2 separate regions of the Homo sapiens genome follow, and region 2 is linked to region 1. Evidence: read pairs that join two places in POLR2A ChIA-PET (ENCODE). Cell type or tissue: CD4-positive, alpha-beta T cell. All regions are shown on one strand. Each heading gives the region's core, and the rest is flanking DNA. Links, peaks and the distances in the headings are about the cores only.

Region 1 (4,380 bases), core at 985-3,484:
GCTAGCTCAGAGTTTTGCTGGAGTGGAAGGCAATTTAATTCAGGCTTTCTCTTTCTCAGTCTATGTATTTTAATTTATTTGGTTTAAGAAATGTGAACATTTGGCATGGGAGTAATCATTTCCAACTGTTTGCCCTCTAGCTTTGTGATTTTTTTAAATAAGTAAAAAATACAGTGAGCCAGGTTTTCCTTTTTTTTTTTTTTTAAGAGACAAGGTCTCACCCAGGCTGGAGTGCAGTGGCGGTGGTGCAATCATAGCTCACTATAGCTTTAATCTCCTGGGCTCAAGCGATCCTCCTGCCTCTGCTTCCTGAGTAGCTGGGAATACAGGTGCATGTCACCACATCCAGCTAATTAAAAAAAAATTTTTTTTTTTTAGAGACAGGTTCTTGCTATGTTGCCCAGGCTGGTCTTGAATTCCTGGACTCAAGCGACTCTCCCGCCTCAGCCTCCCAGAGTGCTGGGATTACAGGTACACGCCACCATGCCTGGCATGCTTTTCCCTTTCTTTAAGTGAAAAAGCAGCGGCTCATGTTTGTAATCCCAGCACTTTGGGAGGCTGAGGTGGGAGCATCACTTGAGCCCAGGAGTTCAAGACCAGCCGTGACAACAGAGCAAGATCCCATCTCTACAAAATAAAAAAATCAGCTGGGCGTAGTGGTGCGCGCCTGTATTCCCAGCTACTTGGAATGCTGAGGTGAGAGACTCGCTTGAGCCTAGGAGGTTGAAGCTGCAGTGAGCTGTGATTGCACTCCTGCTCTCCAGCCTGGGTGACAGAGCAAGACCCTGTCTCAAAAAAAAAAAAAAAGAAGAAAGAAAAGGATGAAAGGAAGGGAGGGAGGGAAAGAGAGAGAGAGAAAGGAAGAAACGAAGGAAGGGAAAGAGAGAAAGACAGGTAGGGAAAGAGAGAGAGAGAGAGAGGAAGGAGGGAGGGAGGGAAGGAGGAAGAAAGGAAGGAAGGAATCGATGGTATTGGGAGATAAATTTAAACAATGCTTTACCCCTTGCTTCTGTCCTCTCACAGTAGGAGGTGTCGGGCACTGTTGTGTTGGCTGCCTTGAAGACTCGCCTCATCCCTGCATTTGCTGACCAGCAGCACTGATCCTTCTGGTCCCACAAGCAATGTGGTCTTCCCAGATGCTGGGTCACACTGATTGTTTTATTTCTTTGGGTCATTTCTGTCATCATGCCAGGATGAGCTATTTATCCTGGCCCTATGGTTTAGGTTAAAAGGCAGTAGTATTGGGGGCAGTGTACAAAATTCTTTCTGTGGAAACATACTTTTTTGATACAGTTTATTCTGGCCTCCTTTGAAAACTCTCTCGCCACACCTCCAGATCGCTCCCTTTCTACCACAGCTGCAGGCATAGAGGGAAAAAAACTTGTTTTGCAAGATGGTTTTGCATTATAAAAGTGATAACAAGGATATTAGGAAAAAAATTATACAATAGAAAAAGATAGACATTTTGTGAATATAGACATGTGGAAAGAAAGCAAGCAAGTCCACTGAACTTTCCCTCCTCCCAGCATAAACCCCCCTCCAGCCCTAAGGAAATACAATGATGTATTCCATTATAGGTTTTTATACAGATTTCCCAAGACAAAGTTGATGTCTATATTGCATTTCCAATTTTGCATCCTGACTTTTTAACTTGATGTTAGGTCACACATATTTTTCCATATTGTTTTAAATCTCCCAACACAGCCTCCTTTCCTAAGATAATAACAGGCTTTTGTTGAGTAGACTAAACAAAGCCTCCTAAAGGCTCTGAGAATAGGATTTGATAGATAAAAATCAAGAAGGAGGAAGGTTCCAGGCAGAAAAGTCAGCTTGCAGAAAGACAGGAGGTGGAGACACCTGGCCATGTTTAAAACATGGAGTTGACCAGCTTGATGAGCACGTAGCCTGTCCATAGATTGAGCTGCCTCTTGAGTGCTGGGTTCTGGAAGATGCGGGGTGGGGCTTTAGGGCAAAGATGAATTAGGAAACTACATTAGTTCTGGTCAGAGGCATGAGACTGTGTGAGGCTGGCACAGGAGGCATGGATAGAGTGGGAATGAAGAATCTACTGACCTTGACAATGGATTATATAGGGGGTGGATGGAATCAAAGAAGAACATTACAGTTAGAGTCTATGAAAAGCTATGGCACCTTTAACAGAAATAGGAACACTTAGAGGCGTGCTAGAAGAGGGACACTGGGGCTGGGTGCAGTGGCATGCACTTGTAGTTCTAGCTACTCAGGAGGCTGAAGTGGGAGAATCGCTCGAGCCCAGGAGTTCAAGGCTGCAGTGAGCTAGGATTGCATCACTGTACTCCAGCCTGGGTGACAGAGCAAGACCCCAACTCAGAAAAAAAGGACATTGGGAATTGAGTTTGGGACATGCTGGCTTGAGGGGGCAGGGCCTCCGAATGGCAGGCTGTTAGGGAAATGAGTCTGGAACTCAGATCAAAGGCATGGCTTGAGACGAAAGATGTTTGAACTCAGTCATACAAAAGTCATGATTGAAGCTACAGAAACAAGCATATTTTCTGAGGAAGAGTGTAGGCCAGGTGCAGTGGCTCTCAGCTGTAATCCCAGCACTTTGGGAGGCCGAGACGGGAGGATCACTTGAGGTCAGGAGTTCGAGGCTGCAGTGAGCCATGATTGTGCCACTGCATTCCAACCTGGGTGACACAGGGAGATGCTGTCTCTTAAAAAATACAGAAAATCATAAGAGAAAACAAATTTTCTACTTATTAAGTGGAAGTGGGTGATCATCAAGGTCTTCATCCTCATTGTGTTCATGCTGAGTAAGTGGAGGAGGAGAGGGGAGAGGAAGGTTTTGCTGTGTCAAGGGTGGCAGTGGAGGAAAATCCGTACATAAGTGGCCCCGCACAGTTCAAACCTGTATTGCTCAAGGGTCAACTGTATTTCAGACAGCACCCACGAGGAATCATCTGGAAAATGTAAGTGGCCAGACAGTGCGTTCCCCAGAGGCTGCTGCATGGAGTGTGTGTACACGCGGGTTCTGGATGTTTCCATCTAGCGCTCTTCACAAAAGCACAGCGGATAAAACAATAAAAGCAGGGCTTTTGAGAATCTGGAATACAGATTTTTGGTAACTCCCAAGCGGCCCTGCCTTTGTCTCTCTCCACAGCTCCTTTGGCCCATACCCCCCTCCCCTGATTCCCCCATCACTGAGAGAACATGGGGCAGAGCACATGAAAACCGTAATACCTCCCTGTAAGCCAGGGGCTGCCCTCAAAGCTCCACAGGCATTATTTCCCTCGCCCACTCCATGGCCTCAAGAGACTGACACGGAACACCTCCAGCCCTAGACAGGAGGAAGCAGCGGGGCTTGCTTGGTTAGGTGACTGGCTGAAGGTTGCATGCAAATTTCAGTTTCCTGATTCTGACCTACACCAAGGGCTTTACAACAGGTTCCAGGAAGAGAAGAAACACTCCCATGTTGAATGCACAGTGTTCCATAGTGCAAGATGATCCCGACCGTGGAAACATGAAAACATGAAGCAAAGAGTGTGTCATAGAATTGAAGGATAGGCACTTAGTGGGAGCCCGGCATGGCATTTTGAGGCTGGGGATGTGGGAGGGTGGGGCTGCCCCTCTCATGCCCACAGTCTGGTGGGGAAGAGGTTGGAGGTGCGGAGGGAACAGCAGGGCCTGTGACATGAGAGAGTGAGGGGCCTTGCTCAGCGATCAGGGCCTGGAAAAGAATCTGTCCATGGCAAATCATTAACGTTTCTGTTTGAAAAGCTCTGAGTGTATCATGACACATGAGGTCGAATCCCTAAGACTTCACAGCGCTCTCCATCATCACACAGCTCTTGGGGGGTGGGGGGCACTGTTCCCATCCCACTGCAGCCATGCTGGGGTGGCGGGTCCCCTCCTGCATGTCCGACTCGCTCATCTCTCCGATGCAAGTACTTTGTCCCTCCTCCAGGGCACACACGTTCCTTACTGTGGCACCTTCCTGCCCCCTGAGCTGCTTGGGGGCCCGGGCTGCCTCATCTTCATCCCACTCTCTCAGCACGAGCCTGATGAGCAGCCAGCCCCCAGCACAGGGCTGTGCAGGGAGAAGCCTGCAGTCCTTTCCGCCTCCCCAGAAAGTTGTTTAATTCCCCTGTGACGGGTCGTTTTCCCACTAGCCAGGGGAAGATCTAGCAGCTACTGTGCTTAGAGCATTCATAGGAAATAAAAGGGCAGCCCTTGATAGCTGACGTCATGCTTTTTGGACTGACTCCTTCCTTCTTCCCTCCCTCCCTCTTAAACCTTCTTCGTGGAGACCCTGCCACCTACAGTGTGGATGGAGAGAGTGGAAATGGAGAGTCTCATTTTCCACGGGACTTTCTGTCTAGGGAGACGCAGGCATTGATCAGA
Region 2 (4,380 bases), core at 585-3,084, 130 kb after region 1:
ACCTGTGGAAATGGAGGTGGGAGAAATCATCACAGGAGGAGGCCCTGGGACAACAGCCAAGCCAATTCGTTAGGAAACAAACAAAGCTAGTCCCGGCACCTGGGTTCTTCCCTCTCCCTCTTCTGGGCCTGGAGTGAGAAGTGGGAGGGGATCTGCCTCTAGGCTGGAGTTGTAAGGGTGGGCAGCACATCCTGCTTCTCCCTCATTCCAACTAGAAATTGGCCAGGACATAAGTCTCTGTTGCCTCTGTAGACTCTGACCACCCCTCTCCCAAGAAGGAGTACAAATAAGGGCAACAGACACTGTAGAGGGACTCTGATCCTGAATGATAAGCCCATGGTCTAAACTTACCAAATACCTGGGGCAAGCCGACACTGGAGAACAGAAAATAAAGGGAATTACTTACTCAGGAGAAAAGAGAGTTAATAGAGCAAACAAGGCAGGGCTTTATATATTTAAAAAGTATATAGTCTCCAAATTTAAGAGAATACATTACTTACATGAAAGGCTATTACGTATTTTTAAAACATTTAGGGATCTTGGAAATGAAATGCCTAGTTGTTCAAAAATCATTTTCGGCCAACAGATGAATACATCCACTAAATATGGTATACAATGGAATATTTTTCAGGCTTAAAAAGGAAAGAATTTCTTTCTTCTTCTTTTTTTTTTTTTTTTTTTTTTTTTTTTTTTGAGACAGTGTCTTGCTCTGTCACCCAGGCTAGAGTGCAGTGGTGCTACCACTCCCAGCTAATTTTTATTTTTTTATTTTTTGTAGAGACAGGATTGCTGTATTTCCCAGGCTGGTCTCCAACTCCTGGGCTCAAGTAATCCTCCTGCCTTGGCCTCCCGAAGTGCTGGGATTATAGGCGTGAGCCACTGCACCGGGCCAAGGAAAGAGATTCTGAAGTATGCCACAACATGGATAAACCTGGAGGACATTATGCTAAGTTAAATAAGGCAGACACAAAAGGACAAATATTGTATGATTCCACTTATATGAGATACCTAGAATAGGCAAACACATAGAGACAGAAAGTGTAACAAAGATTAGCTGTGGCTGGGAAGAGAAAGGAGTGGGGAGTTATTGTTTTGGGTGCAGAGTTTCTGTTTGAGATGATAAAAGGTTCTGGGAATGAATAGTGGTGATGGTTGCACAATAGTATGAATGTACTTAATGCCACTGAATTGTACACTTAAAATAGTTAAAATGATACATTTTATGTTATGCATATTTTACCACAATTAAAAAAAAATCACTTTGGGGCCTGGCGTGGTGGCTCACACCTGTAATCCCAGCACCTTGGGAGGATGAGACGGGAAGATCCCTTGAGGCCAGGAGTTCAAGACCAGCCTGGTCAAATAGTAAGACCCCATTTCTATAAAAAGGAGAAGAAGAAGGATAAGGAGAAGGAGAAGGAAGAAGAAGTTTTACATAGAAGAATGAGAATAGCAGCTGAAGAATTTCACCCCAAAGTTAAGAGGCAAAGTGGATACAACTAAAAGTTCTAATACTGGGGCTCATGCATTTCATTGACTTCATTGTCCTCCTGCCTCATCAACTTCTCCCCCAGAGAAATTACGTTAAGGGGCCTAATTCAGTCCCACCCCCATCCCAACTTATACCCAGCAATAGGTTCCAGCCAGCAGCACTGGCCCTGCTGGGTGCCTGGACTGGAGCCTGGGCTTGTGCCTTGGCCAACACATGTGCCTCCAAGGAGCGCTCTAAGAAGCCCAGACCCAACAGCAGCCCCTCAGCACCCCCTGCAGTCTCCAGTAAGATGTGGACATCTGCACGGCTCAGGCTGTCCCCATCTAGAGCACAGGTCTCAGAAAATGAAAGACAAGAATTAGTCGATTACTCCAAAGCACATGAAAAATCCCCCTCCAACTGCTAGTAGCCCTCGGTGAAGGCCCCAAAGCTCAATGCCCTCACTTCCTCCTTCATGCCCAAACCTGCTTCTTTGCCCTGGGCCAGGGCCCTGCAGTGGCTTGTCTTGCACTGTGGTGTTTGGAGTCTTGTCTTGGGTCTCCAGGTCACCCAGTGGAGTATGCAATGTAGCAACCAGAGGAAGCAGCCCTGGGTAGTAAGCAGGGGCAGGAGCTTAGCCTCCAGGGTAGCCCATGACCTTGGGGCTCAAAAAGGGTGAGAATCAAGCAGCCTTTAAAGCAAAGCAAGAGGGAGAGGCAGGCCGAATGTGACTCTCCCCTCAGCCTGCGAAAGCAGTCACAGCCTACTCACCTAAACGTGCCCAGATTTACCTGTCCACAGAGTCTGACTGCCCCACTGAAACGCTAGTTACCACCTGTTATTAATGGACTCCAGAGGCCTGAGTGAACCTGCTTCGTGAGAAGCCTAGTCCCAGGCCTGGTTAAACCCAGCAAGTGCAGGTTGTCCACAGCTTTTACTGCTTTGAACTGATTTGGGGGAGAAGTACCTTTCTGTATCAACCCAATAAAATGATCCTTTTATTCCACTTTCCTCCTTTATTTATTAAATGCAGTTGTGCAGTTGAAGGTGCACTGTGCGGGCTGTCAATCTCAGTAAGAGCTAACGTCTGAGCGTTTCCTCTGTGCCAGGCTTTATGGCGAAGGCTTTTCATGGATCACATCCTCAGAACAACAGTGTGATGAAGCAAGGGCTGCTCTCCCTTTTATTTTAGACATGAGGAAACTGAAGCTCAGAAATAGTTCACAATACCCTAAACTAACAGGCAACAACAGGCAATGTAGGATATGGCTCCATAGAATTCGATTCCAGGGACCTGGGCCCATCCACTGATGTATATGGGCTTGGAGTCTAGTTTTCATTCTGTTGCTAACTCACTGGGTGACATTGTGCAAGTCAGTCATCTGTCACGGCCTTGGTTTCCTTATCTGTAAATAAATTATCACATTAAGCTGCTTTTAGCTGAGGTTTTATGACTATTACTGAGCACCTGCTGTTTAGAAGGCCTTCGCTGATAGAGAGATGTCGAACTGCTGTAAGTGTTTTTGGGTGAACTTTTTGCTGTACATTAATTTTGCAAGGCCATTCAGCTCAGGAGTCCTCTTTCAATTTCTAGGCTTTACTGACGGTTTATTACCCAGTCTCAAATTTATTCTACCGCATCCCCAAACAAGCACCAAGTGAAAAGCTTTTCATTTTCTCCACTAAAAGAACAAAACTTTTAATTAATATTTGGAATCCACTGTCTCTGGAGAGACTCTTTTACCCCCGCCCTCTGGGTTATAGGACCTATACCAGCTTTGCCTTATTAACGTTCATCTATTGACTTGAACCTGCTTTCCTCTTTAGAGAATCAGTCTTGATCATTTAGAAGGCTATTGACCTAAAATTACCTCCATTGATTTCTATAATATACTGGATTCAGATGCAACCAGGATTTGCAGCAAAACATGGTTATATATAAACTTATATTGAACTTATAAGTTACATTGAACAGGCTGGTGCAGTGGCTCACTCTTGTAATCCCAGCACTTTGGGAGGCCAAGACAGGTGGATCATATGAGGCCAGGAGTTCGAAACCATCCTGGCCAACATGGTGAAACCCCATCTCTACTAAAAACACAAAAATTAGTCAGGCTTGGTGGTAGGTGCCTGTAGTGCCAGCTACTCAGGAGGCTGAGGCAGGAGAATTGCTTGAGCCCGGGAGGTGGACATTGCAGTGAGCAGAGATCGTGCCATTGCATTCCAGCCTGGGCGACAGAGCGTGATTCCATCTCAAAAGAAAACAAAAAAAAGGTATATTGAACAATCAGACAAGCCTAACATAGAACAATCAGATAAACCCAACATCATATAAGAACATTTGTGGTGGAGTGAAAGGACCAGAATACTATAATACTATGTTTCGAAGTAGACAAACTGGAGTTCAAATGTCAGCACCTACTCTTTTTTTTTTTTTAGTTAGTGTGACTTTAGATAAGCCAATTAGCTTCTCTGAGCGCTAGTTTCCTCAGCTCTTCAAAGTAATATTTTCCCCATAATAACAAACAACTATATGGTGCCCTGTTCTAAGTATTAACTTGTTCAATCCTCAGAACAACCACCGAGGTAGATATTTTATTATCCCCAATTTTACAGACGGGTTATGCAACTTGCCTAAGCTCAGTTACTAAGCGGTGGAGACAGAATCTGAGCCAGGCAGTTGGCTCCAGGGGTCATGTTCTTAAACATAGCAGAACCGTAACTGACTTAGTAGTGTATATAGTACCAACTCCCAACTCCCAATCCTGACATTCATATTCCAGGCTCCTAGCAATCTGTCATTGAAGGAATCAAGTACTGTACTATATATACAATATATGGAAGGAGAGCTGAGTAAGGTAAGTATCTCACAACTTTTATGCTCTTAAATCCCTGGAAGAAGTAGCAGC

Evidence for each region. ChIA-PET counts read pairs that join two places held together with the same protein. Peaks named below come from ENCODE experiments on the same cell type or tissue, not always from the same donor. Only the 100,000 strongest peaks of a DNase experiment are listed, where the experiment ranks them.
Region 2: POLR2A ChIA-PET joins it to region 1 with 6 read pairs; 4 of 35 experiments call an interaction of 5 or more read pairs at or near these places.

The regions. Positions count from the first base shown.
Region 1 is chr1:236,172,499-236,176,878 of GRCh38, forward strand. All of the region lies in intron 2 of GPR137B (G protein-coupled receptor 137B), which reads left to right. Among named protein-coding and RNA genes, the nearest start is that of GPR137B, 32 kb to the left of the region's middle. In CD4-positive, alpha-beta T cell, for the core only: no CTCF peak of the experiment used is centred there; no DNase peak of the experiment used is centred there.
Region 2 is chr1:236,302,010-236,306,389 of GRCh38, forward strand. No RefSeq gene overlaps it. Among named protein-coding and RNA genes, the nearest start is that of ERO1B, 22 kb to the left of the region's middle. RefSeq lists an enhancer at 1,860-2,169. In CD4-positive, alpha-beta T cell, for the core only: no CTCF peak of the experiment used is centred there; a DNase peak (open chromatin) is centred at 1,752.